Linked DNA regions of Mus musculus: region 1 is linked to region 2. Evidence: chromatin loops called from intact Hi-C (ENCODE). Cell type or tissue: gastrocnemius. All regions are shown on one strand. Region 1 overlaps Runx1 (runt related transcription factor 1). Region 2 overlaps Runx1 (runt related transcription factor 1).

Region 1 (4,000 bases), 93 kb before region 2:
GAACAACTGGATTTTGACCAAGTCCTCCACTGTAACAACAGTACCATTACATTTACAGTGACACGATGCACATCTGAACCGTAGCCATGGCGGACTGCAGAGACCAGGATCTATCACACTGATGCACCCCAAAGGTCAGGGGCTCGGCCTGGTGGGAGAAGATGCTGGTGAAGGGGCAGCTTCTGAGGAGCATCCTGCACAGGTGGGCGTGGCATCTGCCTCCCATGACTGATTCCACTAAGACTGGGAGAAGGAAACCGGCTCCTTCAGACTTTTGGGGTACACTCTCTTAAAACTCAGCCTTTAGGCCTCAAAGACACCTGGTCTTAACTCTTCTATTTGGATCTTTGGGGTACAGCCTCAAGTTTTGGTTTTCATCAATGAACGGGTACTATTAATGGAAGGCAATTTAAAAATCACATTCAGTGGTTTGGGTCTATGTAAATACTATGTAAGTAAACCCCTGACCAACAGCTTACTTGGTTGAGCTCTGTGATAAAGCATGCCAGAATGAGGAGGCCTTGGGGCAAGTATATCTCCAGGCCAAAATGAAATCCTCTTCAGAGCAAATCCTTGGCACCTCTCTGAACCCTTTCAGGACAGAGTTTGCCTCTCTTTTTGAAGGGAAGGAGCCAGGTATGAGACTATTTGTTGAGCCTAGCAGAAAATTTTGTACTTCTGACCTTGGAGTGACCCTCAGTGTCTACAATCCAATTAAAAACATTGCTGCGTTACCTACCAACTTGTTTGAATAACATAAAGGGAGTTTAATGTAAACAATATTTCTAGTTAACCAAGCGATCTCTTTTTTTTCCAGACATCTTCAACGCAATAATATTTAACTTTGGCTATTATAAAGAAAAATGTAGTACTTGATATCTTTCTTAATATAAGTACATTTAAATAATTAAAAAAGTATCAACACATATGTAAATGTTCAAACATCAAGATACATAAATATCTAGGGATTTCTTTGTGGAAATACAGTAGTTAAAAAATGACCCAAAGCTGTAGCTGTCTCTTTAAAAATAAAAACAAAAACCAAACACAAATAAAACCCCCAGCTACATGAAAGTCTAAAAGTTAAATAAACCTTACAGAGAAGGGAATTTTATTTCTTTGAGTTGGTCAAAGGAAGAAAAAAAAGCAAGCTCAAATCTATACACACTTAAAAATAAATGACCACCCAGATGCAAACAGGCATTTTTGCAATCGATAAGGTGCGGAAAAGAAAACTCCGAAATAAGAAATAGATGCCAAACAGGATGGGCTGCGTCTTCCCCACCCCGAACCGAAAACATTCCACACTCTTTGGAATAAACAACGTGGTTAAAAAGTGAAGTCAAGGGTATAAAATCTTTCTTTTATTCACAGCATTGCTAAATCAGAAGCATTCACAGTTTCCCTCCGGGATTCTTCCTGGTGGCCTCCAAGGGCCCTCCTGGCGGGGTCTGTGCATGGACGGCAGGCCCAGTCCCTCGATGGCGATGGCGCTCAGCTCAGTAGGGCCGCCACACGGCCTCCTCCAGGCGCGCGGGGGGCATGTTGGTGGGCGAGTTGCTATGGCTGCCCTCGGTCTCCACCACGTCGCTCTGGCTGGGGAGGCTGGGGTTGAGCAGCGCGGCGCCGGTGGATGCGTTGGTGCAGGGCGGCAGGATGCGCGGGGGCGATCTCTCTCCGCCCACCATGGAGAACTGGTAGGAACCGGCCGAGGCGCCGTAGTATAGATGGTAGGAGGGCGAGCCGGTCTGGAAGGGCCCGGCCTGCGCCTGTGATGAGCCGGGGTAGGGCGGCGGCAGGTAGGTGTGGTAGCGAGAGGCCGAGCTCATGGCTGACATGCCGATGCCGATGCCCGACGTGACGGGCGGCGAGTAGGTGAAGGCGCCTGGGTAGTGCATGCGCGGGTCGGAGATGGACGGCAGAGTAGGGAACTGGCGTGGGTCGCCGAAGGCGGTCAGGTCCGGAGCCGCTGTGGGCGGGCAGAGGAAGAGAAGGCATGAGTGTGTGGTCAGGGAGGCACAGGCTTCCTAGACTGCCAGAGTGCTGCGGCTCAGGACACACAGGATTGCCCAGGGTGCCCCTGCCCACGGTGGGTGGGTGGGTGGGGCACAGCGAGTGCTCCTGCCCACGGAGGGGGGATCACGGAGAGTGCCTCTGACACAAAGAGTGCTCCCTCTCCAACACACTGGACTTGCCCAGAGAGTGTCCCTGCCCATGGAGAGGGACCACAGAGAGTGCCCTTGCCCCGGGGGCGGGGGGGGGGGCACAGCGAGTGCTCCTGCCCTATGACAAAGGACTAATCAGAGTGCTTCTGCCCATGGAGGGAGCGACCCAGAGAGTGCTCCCACCCCAACACACTGACTGCCAAAAGTGCCCCATCCATGGAGGGGGAAACCGGAAGTGCTCCCACCTAGGACACAGGATTGCCCAGACTGGCCCTGCTCATGGGGGGGGGGGGCATAGAGAATACCCCTGCCCCAAATACTGGACTACCCAGAGTACCCCTGCCCATGGAGGGGGGGGCCACAGAGAGTGACCCTGCCCACGGGGAGGGGAGCACGGCAAGTGCACCTGCCCTAAGACACAGGACTACCCAGAGTGCTCCTGCCCACGGAGTGGGGGCACAGCATGTGATCCTGCCCTAACACACAGGACTACCCAGAGTGCTTCTGCCCGGGGGGGGGGGACCACGGAGAGTGCCTCTGCCCATGTAGGGGGCTACACAGAGAGTGCTCCCCCCACAACACACTGCCCCTGCCTGTGGAAGGGGGGACCGCAAAATTGCTCCCACCCAGGACACAGGACTGCTCAGAGTGTCCCAGACCACCAAGACTGTTTCCAACCAGGTCACACAAGATTGCACAGAATGACTATGGGTGGGGGATGGGGGTGGCACAGGGAGTGCTCCTACTCAGGACACAGAAGAGTGCCCAGACTGGCCCTGACCATGGAGGAGGGAGCACGGAGAGTGCACCCACCCAACAGACTGGACTGCCCACAGCTCCCTGCCCAGGGAGGAGGGAACCACTGAGAATATTCCTGCCTGAGATGTACACTTACCTAGAAGTCAACAGGACAGATAACTACCCAAGATACTGTCACTTAAGAAGATGAGATTCTATGCAGAGGGCTGCTGCCAGGGAATGGTGGGTGGCGGGGACTATCTAGCAAGAAGTGGGCTTCCCCCAGCATGTTTGACATGACAGATGTCAAACAGTGTGACACAGAGCAATGGCAGATGCATTGCAGGGAGTGGTGGGCGGCATATGGTATGTATCCTGACACGCCGTAGCATATGTACCATATAGGTACCTGTCACACACACTGTAGTGTAAAGTTTCCAATACACATAAATGTTAGATCCCAGGTTGGCAAACTGTAGCTCATTGGCTAAGTCTGGCTGGGGAGAAGTTTTATGTGTTCTAGGAATTAAGAATGAATTTTACCTTTTCAAATGGTTGTAAGACTAAAAATAAAAACACACAAAAATTGTATTTCTACTCTGTTGCGACATAGCTTCAACCTATAGCACAAGTTGGCACCTGTGTGCACTTTCATGGGCGCTAAGTAGCTCCTATTGCTGTTGAGTGACCAGGACAACAGAGTGTCCAAAGCTTAACAACTTCTCTTTGGTCCTTTACTGGGGGAGAAAAAAAAGCCTATCCTCTAATGAAAGCATCAATACTGACTGGTATATTGCTAATATAATCAGTACATTGGCATAACAATATTAATATAACAATATACAATGGCATAACATTAAAATAACTGAGGTCATGCATCCACTGATATGTTGATAGTAGAATATTATATGTTAAGTATGTTATAATAACAATATTATGTCATTGCACTTAGTAGTCAGGTTGGATAATAGAAAACTGTCATTTTTGTAGACTCTGATCCCTTGAAAGTTGGCTAATTTCCTATTATTAGGTGCAGTGCGTGTTGTGGTAGGGACGACGTGAATGTCGGTGATTGACACATCACTTGCCTCTGTCTC
Region 2 (4,000 bases):
TTTCTTGCGTCTCGGGGAGCTCAGGATGGAAGTGCCAGCCGCGGGGCCGGGCAGCGTGGTGCCCTGGCTGGGTCCGGCCGCGGGGCGCCCGTCCTGCCCGCGCCCGCTGGCTCTATGAATGAGAGTGCCTGGAAATGAACGTGCTTTTACTGTAAGCCCGACCCGAGGAATTCCATTCCCTCAGCTCGTTTGCATAGAGGAGACCGACGGCCAATCACAGGCCTTTCCGGTATCAGCCTGGGCGCGGCCGGCTGCCGCGCTCCTGGAATTGGCCCGCGCGCCCCCGCGCGCTACTGTACGCTGCCCGGCCCGGGACTCGGTGGCAGCCCCTACCGTCCCCAGCTCCCGCACCCACGCCGACCCCGCACCCACAGGCACACGCTGCCATGTTTGCCCGAAGCCAGGCCCAGGTTCAGATCCCACGCCAGGCAGCCACGCGCGGTGCTGCACTCGCCCTGGGTGGGTTTGCCGGGCGCAGCGGCGCCACTGGTGGCCTCGGTCCTGGAGACCCCGAAACAGGAATCGAGAGACCGGTCGGGCTTGGGGACCGAGGGCTGCGTCCGGAGAAGCCCTGGGCCTGGAGATCAGCGGGAGGGAGACGCCCTGTGCTCCCTGGACACAAAGCTGCCACCGCGAGGCTTCAGGGACCTGGGCTGGCATCCGGGAATGGTCCCTAGGCAGCCTTGCACTGCAGTCCATGAGCCAAGGCTTGGGGTCCTGGGAGGACAGGGTGGGATTCGGCCGCAAGAGGGTTGGAGGGCTGATGGCCGAGTGGGGGAAGCTCTGAGCGCCTCCCTGGGCCAGACTAGCAGCTGAGGAGAAGTGGCACCGAGTCATTTAAACAAGGCCAGCCACTGCTCCACCGCAGAAGTTTTGGGTTTTAAGCATCCTCTCCTTCGCAGAGTTGCTTTATTTAGTGTCTTTTCTCTGCGGCTGGGCTGCGGCTTGATTACGCAGCGCGCCGCGTTCTGAGTGTGCGCAGCGGCTGGAGAGGAGATAGTTTTCTAACCAAGGCCTCAAAGAACTCTAGACTACAAAAAAAGTTGAAAGCATGGGGGACTCAGGCCACCCCGAACTCATGAGCTCGAATCCACCCTCCAGCTCCGGCGGGAGTCCGGAGCTCTCCTTCAGGCAACGAACCCACTCCGCTTAAGCAATGTAGGGGCACCTCCCCCACCTTGTTCGTCCCCGCGGCGCCGAGGGCATTTTCGCCGAAGAGCTTTAAGGGTCTCCTTCCTGCTTGGCTCGCTGCCGGCTACTGTCCCCAGCCGGAGCAGCTGGCCTGTGCTCCGGGGTCCCTTACTTCTCTTGGGCCTTGCTTCCTCCGGAACTTCTTACTACCCACTCCATGGAGCCCGCTACTGTCCACATATTGACCGAACCCCTCCACTTTCATCTGTGCTCGGGTCCCTGGCTGGTCCCCGCGTGTGTCTTCCTTCCACACGCATCTGCGCAGCCTGGGTTCCGTGGAAGAGGAAGAAGCTGTGGAGGTCCCGGCACGGAGGCCTTGTCTGAAGTTTGGGGTGGCTTCTCTTGCCCCAGGCGGGTAGGAGCTGGCGGCATGGAGGATCAGGCAGGCCTTTCACGGTCATGTCGGGGCTCAGACCGGACGCCAGGGGGCAGCAGCGGCCCTCGTTAGGCGTCCTGGGAAGCGGAGCAGGGCACTGGGCACGCCCCGACGGCGCGAGGATCAGTCTCACCTGGAGGTCCTTAGGGTCGATCTTGTGAGTTTGGGGACAGACATTAGGAAGTGGCCACCAGAACCCACCTGAGCGCCCCCGTCTCTCAGACCGGTGGTAGCCGGTCCAGCTTGCATGGGAATCCCCCGGCTGGTGGGTCTCTACTGTCGTGATCCACCCAAATTAGGGTCTCATCTCTTCTCAAAGCCTCTTTGCCTGGGCTCCGCCTTATGCTAGTTCAGGACCATGAGTTCCTCAGGTGTCCAGCGATTGTCAGCGAAGGCTCAACTTCTCCAGCCTTCTGTATTTTCCCGAGTGGGCCCGACTTTCCTCCTTCAGCACAAAGATCGTGACAGCAGGGCAAAGCTCAGTGCTCCCCTGGCGTTTGGGGGGATCCGGAGCTTTGGGAAGACATTTTTTCCTCCTTGCTTTTCTTTTAAAACGAATCTTAAAGAAGTCCCAATTCAGGGGTCGAATCCCGCTGCCTGCGCTCCCCTGCCAGGGCCACAGCTTCCAAGTGCAGCCAGGTTCTGGTGTGCCGTATTTACTGGAGAGTTCATGGCCAGTGGAAGCGAGACTCCCTCAAATAGCTAGCTAGACTCCCCTCAAATGCATTTTTTGAGCAGCCGACTTCAGATCTAGTGCTCCTGGAGCCACAGCCAAGCACATCCACACAGACCAACCGAGACAGGGCATCATCAGAACAGTGTGGCAGAGACAACGCTCGACCTTGACTCCAGGGGAAAGGGTGTCTCTCCGGCCCTTCAAAAGATTAAAGGAATCGCGTTGGGGTCAAACCTCAAACTGCGCATGGAGTTTAGGGTTGTCTGTCTGGCAGAAGCCTAGGAAAGACAGTTACATGAACACAGGCACCAAGTTTGGCTTTCAAGGTTCGCACCTTGAGCGCTGCTCAGCTGAGTTACTGCTAGTAACTCAGTTAGTTCGAAGCTCGATCAGGATAAAGCAACGAAAAACTGCAAAAATCCGGCCTCGGGCATCCCTGGACCTGTGTGGGTTGTCACTGAGCCACTTGACACGCACTTGAAAAACACAGACAAACAAAATCATCGCCCCGTCTTTGCTGCAAAATAGCAATCAGCAAGCGCGCAGCTGGGACTCTACCGAGGGGCACCATGAACGCGCAGTCCTTGCGGCTTTGGACAGAGTTCATGCAAGTCCTGCAGCGGGAGAGGGAAATGAGGAATTCCTTCCCACCCAGAGTGCGCATTTCACTGTCAATGCACACTTTCTCTCGCTTGCCTCACCAAGAGCTAAAGGAAAGGTTTACAACTTTCACTTCCAGGCTTCCCCCAGAGTGACACTAAAATTTACATGATTAAAAAAAAAAAAGGAAAAAAACTGCGAGGGAAAGATTTGTTTAAGCTGCTACTGTGTGACAGTCTGACAAATTTGTTGCTGGGGAAGTTTAAAAGTGAGCACAACAGGATTTGGACTTTCTACCATGAATTTTAAAAGTAGTGTTTGGTTCAGTGAGAGGCAGGCAACCATTTCAATGGAGGGCGGAGCGGTTTTATTGACTTATTCTTCTACATCCTTACGTGACTGGCTAACTGTAAGTGGTCTCAGAAAACTGAAAGTTTTGTGTGCTTATTCTATGAAATCATCTCCAAAATATATAATAGTTCTCTTAAATCAAAATTACCCTTCCAATATAATACTCTATCTAAATCAGATTCTAAGCATGTAATAGTTTTAAAGTTATTTCCTCCTCCTCCTTCTCCTCCCCCTCCTCCTCCCCCTCCCCCTCCTCCTCTGAGTGTACTGTAGTTTTAGACCAACTCCTTGCAGTTGGTCCTTTCACAGGCACTGAGCTATCCCAGTGAGCAGTAACCACTACATAAGCGAGCAGCTGTCCACGCTGTCTGGCTCTCGACATTGGAACTTACATTTTTCTCTCAGGTGAAGAACCTGCACGATTATGTCACTTTTCACATTTGTTTACTATTGTTTAGGACCAAACTCCTCAATTCTTGCACCGTATCCTTCCTCTCTGAATATTTCTATGCTGTGCTGGGGGGACACTCAATTCTAGCTTCATACCTTTCCCCCCCAACCCCTGTATAACTTACAAGGAGCAAATTGAAAATATTTCTCCCTTTCCCACAAAATTCGTGGTGCTTAGTAAACATTTTGTCCTCATAAAATTTTGCGTCACCGTTGCTCTGACAAGTGTAATAAACTCTGTCATAGTTGACGGAAGCCAAGCCACATTTTTTTCAGAGAGTCACACAGTCATTTAATAACAGCAGAATGTGTGAATGGTGAACGCCATAGAGCTGAAGGTATCATTTAAGATTTCA

Evidence for each region. Peaks named below come from ENCODE experiments on the same cell type or tissue, not always from the same donor. Only the 100,000 strongest peaks of a DNase experiment are listed, where the experiment ranks them.
Region 1: a loop joins it to region 2, with 2.5 times the contacts of the local background. A loop is called at or near these places in 1 of 42 quality-filtered maps.

Annotation. Positions count from the first base shown.
Region 1 is chr16:92,604,156-92,608,155 of GRCm38, forward strand. It overlaps Runx1 (runt related transcription factor 1), which reads right to left. Exons shown (of 8, transcript NM_001111021.2): 8 at 1-1,969. The coding sequence ends at 1,500. Among named protein-coding and RNA genes, the nearest start is that of Gm30224, 10 kb to the left of the region's middle. In gastrocnemius, no CTCF peak of the experiment used is centred here; a DNase peak (open chromatin) is centred at 1,708; H3K4me3 peaks cover 434 bases; H3K27ac peaks cover 78 bases.
Region 2 is chr16:92,697,206-92,701,205 of GRCm38, forward strand. All of the region lies in intron 2 of Runx1 (runt related transcription factor 1), which reads right to left. Among named protein-coding and RNA genes, the nearest start is that of Gm30281, 63 kb to the right of the region's middle. In gastrocnemius, a CTCF peak has its summit at 1,609 (motif pointing right); DNase peaks (open chromatin) are centred at 254, 1,262 and 1,618; H3K4me3 peaks cover 1,717 bases; H3K27ac peaks cover 1,616 bases.